Linked DNA regions of Homo sapiens: region 2 is linked to region 1. A link is a loop called in an ENCODE intact Hi-C map of the cell type or tissue named here. Cell type or tissue: mammary epithelial cell. All regions are shown on one strand.

What was found. A loop is a pair of places that touch in the nucleus more often than their neighbours do. Peaks named below come from ENCODE experiments on the same cell type or tissue, not always from the same donor. Only the 100,000 strongest peaks of a DNase experiment are listed, where the experiment ranks them.
Region 2: a loop joins it to region 1, with 4 times the contacts of the local background. A loop is called at or near these places in 3 of 110 quality-filtered maps.

The regions. Positions count from the first base shown.
Region 1 is chr19:53,841,067-53,843,566 of GRCh38, reverse strand. No RefSeq gene overlaps it. Among named protein-coding and RNA genes, the nearest start is that of NLRP12, 18 kb to the right of the region's middle. RefSeq lists an enhancer at 2,473-2,500. In mammary epithelial cell, a CTCF peak has its summit at 1,286 (motif pointing left); DNase peaks (open chromatin) are centred at 1,126 and 2,426.
Region 2 is chr19:54,230,448-54,232,947 of GRCh38, reverse strand. LOC124904768 (a long non-coding RNA gene) reads right to left here. Exons shown (of 3, transcript XR_007067339.1): 2 at 1,012-1,207. LOC107985279 (a long non-coding RNA gene) reads left to right here. Exons shown (of 3, transcript XR_001754004.2): 2 at 1,605-1,717. It also overlaps the pseudogene LOC100421130. Among named protein-coding and RNA genes, the nearest start is that of LILRB3, 8.7 kb to the right of the region's middle. RefSeq lists an enhancer at 109-862. In mammary epithelial cell, a CTCF peak has its summit at 1,109 (motif pointing right); a DNase peak (open chromatin) is centred at 1,117.

The DNA of each region.
Region 1 (2,500 bases):
ATAGAGTTTTAAGTATCTCAACCTGCACGGAAGACTGCATAGATTATTTTAGAATCTGGAACAAATAAAAAGTCATTCCTCTTTGCAAAGTTATTCTGTGCATAAAATAAATAAATGACTCTAACAGATTAAGTCTAGAACAGTGGTTCTCAACGGAGGGCAATTTTGCCTCTTGTTTTAAGATGTAGGGTCTTTTGGGGGGTGGGGTTGTATGTTTGTTTGTTTTTTGAGACAGGGTCTAGCTCTGTCACCCAGGCTGGAGTACAGTGGCGCAATCTTTGCTCACTGCAACCTCTACCTCCCGGGTTCAAGCGATTCTCCTGCCTTGGCCTCCTGTATAGCTGGGATTACAGGCGCCTGCCACCACACCCGGCGAATTTTTGTATTTTTAGTAGAGCCGGGGTTTCACTATGTTGGCCAGACTGGTCTCGAACTCCTGACGTCAGGTGATACTCCTGCCTCGGCCTCCCAGAGTGCTGGGATTACAGGCGTGAGCCACTGCGCCTGGCAAAACGTAAGCTTTATTATTCAGTTATTGTGAGGCCAACAGATCAGGAGACAGTTGCCATTGATAAGACAGTTTGTGGCTGGACACGGTGGCTTTTGCCTGTAATCCCAGCACTTTAGGAGGCAGAGGCAGGTGGATCACCTGAGGTCAGCGGTTCGAGACCAGCCTGGCCAACATGGTGAAACCGCGTCTCTACTAAAAATACAAAAATCAGCTGGGCGCGGTGGCAGGTGCCTATAATCCCAGCTACTCGGGAGGCTGAGGCAGGAGAATCGCTGGAACCCGGGAGGCAGACGTTGCGGTGAGCCCAGATTTCGCCACTACACTCCAGCCTGGGCGACAGAGCGAGACTTTGTCTCAAAAAGGTAAGTAAATTAAATAAATAATAGAAAACATCTCTGCTATTTTTGTCAGAGTTGAATCACCCAAGTAGAATTACTGTAAGAATATTCATGCGTGAGACCATATTAATTTCTAAAACTGCCGGTTGACCTTCTGAACTGGCTTTACCCTCTGCTGGTCATCACTGGCTTTAACAAAGAAGAGGTTTTTTTCCCCCTAAGGGAACAATGGCATTCCTTTAACTTGCATTTCTTACTGATTTGTTATCAGAACTTGGCACTTGGCTGCGTGTCAATTTATGGCATTGTTCACTGAGACTATTCCTATTAAGTTTTACTTCCTCAGTTGACTCCGTGGTGAGTCATTACAAAGTTTAAAGGGAACGCGATTAGGTTTACTTCCCCTCGAACAGCCTGTCTTCTGCTCGCCCACCTGTGTCTCAGCGCCCTCTACTGGTGCCTAAAATCCTATCATAATTTAGTCCACAGGAAATAAAACAAAATCCTCTGCAGTCCCAGGCCAGCCCTAGCCGGGCCCTCCGAAACAGAGGTCAGAGGTCAGTCTAGAAAACTCAGAAAGGGGCGCTTTTCATTGTTCCATATGAAAATCATTCCAATTTTGATTTTCACCATCCACGGAAGCCTCAATTTAAAAAAAAAAGTATCTTGCATGAATTGACTGCTGGGCAATCAGTCCTAAGATTGAAATTGTTTGTGATTTTCAGTTACCGGTTAATGACTAGACAATTAGGCAGAAAGAAATCACTTGCCCAGGCCGGGTGCGGTGGCTCACGCCTGTAATCCCAGCACTTTGGGAGGCCGAGGAGGGCGGATCAGCTGAGGTTGGGAGTTCAAGACCAACCTGGCCAACATGGTGAAACCCCGTCTCTACTAAAAATACAAAAAAATTAGCCAGGCATGGTGGCGGGCGCCTGTAATCCCAGCTACTCGGGAGGCTGAAGCAGGAGAATTGCTTGAACCCGGGAGGCAGAGGTTGCAGTGAGCTGAGATCATGCCACTGCACTCCAGTCTGGGCAACAGAGCAAGACTAGGTCTTAAAAACAAAAAGAGAGAGAAAATAAATCACATGCGCCAGGCAGAGCTGTGTAACCCAAGCCTCAATTTGCTCAGGTGTAAAAGATGCATTCCACCTTCCAAGAATGTTCATTAATTTTCTTAAGTACAGGCATATGTGGAGCCCAAGGTCGTTACAGCTAACTCTGGTCCCCTTAGTTTTATATACTTTGACCAGTAGGAGTGTTCCTAAAACTAGCTAGATAGGAGAGTTGTTTTATAGAAATTATATCTCTTCTTGGCAATAAAACTAGGGTACCTTCTATCTGAAGCCTGAATTGAAAACGTAATACCAATTTGGACCAAGCACAGTTGCTCACGCCTGTAATCTCAGCACTTTGGGAGGCCAAGGAGGGAGGATTGCTTGAGCCCGGGAGTTTGAGACCAGCCTGGGCAACATAGTGAAACCTCATCTCTACTAAAAATTAAAAAAAGAAATTAGCCAGATGTGCTGGTACGTGCCTGAAACCCCAGCTACTCAGGAGACTGAGGCAGGAGGATGGCTGGAGCCCAGGAGTTTTGAGGTTTCAGTGAGTCATGATTGCACCACTGTACTCCAGCCTGGGTGACAGAGTGA
Region 2 (2,500 bases), 390 kb before region 1:
TGGAGCAAGATGGAGACCCCACATTAGTGATCAGACAGAAAGAGCTTCCACTGTGCATGGCCTGAAATCTCATTTCCCACCCAGGTGTTTCTCTCACATGGAGGAAAAGACATAAGCCATTGGAAGAGGCTCAGATAATTCTGCCCACCTCAGATCCCAGGTAATGACTCATTGTGGCCGGAAGAAGGTGGATCATAAAATCCCTCTACCCTAGGAGGAGTGCAGAGAACAATCCTGGACTGTGATCCTAGACAAATACCATTAGAGATATGCAAATTTGGAATAGGGACAGAAAACCCGTCCCCATCAAACAAACCTACTCAATACAATGCAGCTGCCATGAGGAGCGGGGACAGAAACACGGAGACAAACCCACCCTCAAGGCCCAGGCACACAGAAACTGCCGGAGACTGAGGCTGGAGGAGGACAGGAGAAACGTCTGCTCTCGACCAGGAGCTTCTCCTGAGAAGCTAGCAGGAGCGCCCACAGCTGGGGTTAGGAGATCTAAGGATCCGCTGATGACTGGGTTAATGCCGTGAGCTTCAGCCAGCTCTGTGTCAGCAGCCCCAGTGCGTGCTGGAGGGGCCCGTGAGTGTCGTGGCCATGGAGCAAGAAAAAAAGGACATGCTGCCAGGCGCAGTGACTCACGCCTGTATTCCCAGCACTTTGGGAGGCCGAGTTGGGCAGATTATCTGACGTCAGGAGTTCAAGACCAGCCTGGCCAATATGGCGAAACCCCGTCCCTACTGCAAATACAAAAACTAGCCAGGTGTGGTGGAAGGTGCCTGTAATCCCAGCTACTCGGGAGGCTGAGGCAGGAGAATCAGGGGACAGAGGTTGCAGTGAGCCGAGATCGCGCCACTGCACTCCAGCCTGGGCGACAGAGTGAGACTCCGTCTCTAAATAAAATAAAATAAAAGAATCAAAGAAAAAAGGACATGCATGGAACCAACACCAGCGACTCCCTCTTACCAAGGACCAAGCAGCCACCACTGTCGCTGAGAGTCTCACCTGTGACCAGCAGAGCGCTCTGGATGTGATGCCTTTGAGTGGACCAGCGAGCGAGTCATCTGGTGGCCGCTTGACGACATGGCGCGCATTCCACCAGGAGGGGGCAGCAAATCCTCCTGACCGGGCTGGATGCTGGCGCTCAGATGGGTTCTGCTGGGCTCACTGTGGCTCTCCGCCAGGAATCAGAGGCTCCCGCCTGTTTAAATGGAGCATCTCATGACTTAATCTCAGATCGAGGGACCTGCACGCCCATGAAATCAGTGGGGCAATGAGAACAGGGCCACGTGATATCCTGGGGATGATCTGAGATAGGATGCGTGCCATGTAGTGGTTGGGTGCTGCTGGGGCTGACAGAGCATCGGAATGGCCTCTTACAGTAGATGCAAGAAACAGTTTGTGGATGAGACTCTGCACTTTAGGTGCTCTCTGATGGTGTAACAGACATAGATATAAAACAGAGATATAGATAGCTGTAGACAATATACATATTCATATGAATGAACACTAAATGATGCTATGTCTTTTCCTTCTAATATTTTTGTTCTTATTTTTCTATAATGGGCTCTGCAAATGAAAATGCTATGTCTTTTCAGAGGTAGAACACACGGGCTGGGAAAGGAAAGGAGCGTGTCATCAACAGCCCCCATCACCACCCCTCCAGGTGACTCACTGGGCAGATAAGCACGTCCTGGGCCTGCACTTTTAGGTGATTTGGGGTTAGACGATCTGCCTGGTGGGAAATTACTACCAGGGAAGAAACTAAGGGTTACCCTACGCCAAAAATGATCACTTTGCCCTTTTCTCTTTTTTTTGGCTAACTTTAGGATATCTATTTTGTAAAAAATTAGTTGCTTTTTATACAACTTTACAAAGTTTTTAATGTTTCTTTGGCATTGGAATATAATGGAATTTTACAACTGTATAAAAAAGTTCGTTTGCCTAAGAAACAGTATTTACCGTGTGTACCTAGTTGACTGACAAAATTCTCTACCATCCAGCACCCTAATTAATTGATGAAATAGACTATTTAATATTACAAGATTCCCCAAAAGAAAGGAGGAGAAAGATACACACACACACACACACACACACACACACACACACCCTCCCTTCTTGGCTCAGAACACAGTATCACGGCCCTATCTGCAGGCAACCTGGAATTACCAAATACAATTCAGTGATTAAAAAAAAAAAAAAAAAACCTTTCAGTGATGACACAATACTTATAAGTCCCACTGAAGTACTGCTTTAGTTTAACTATACATAAGAAATTATTTAACCTTCTGCTATTCCAAATATATTTAATCCTCATGTCTTAAGATAAGGCTTCCTCCCCCGAAAACTAACTGCATTTTATCTCTGAAATTAAACAGAAAAACAAACAAAAAACAAAAACCCAGTGCTGATGGCAAACATACAGCCAATTCACTTCTTCGTTCTTCGCAAAGACTGAAATCAGTTTCCAGTACCATGAAGAGCTAGAAATTCA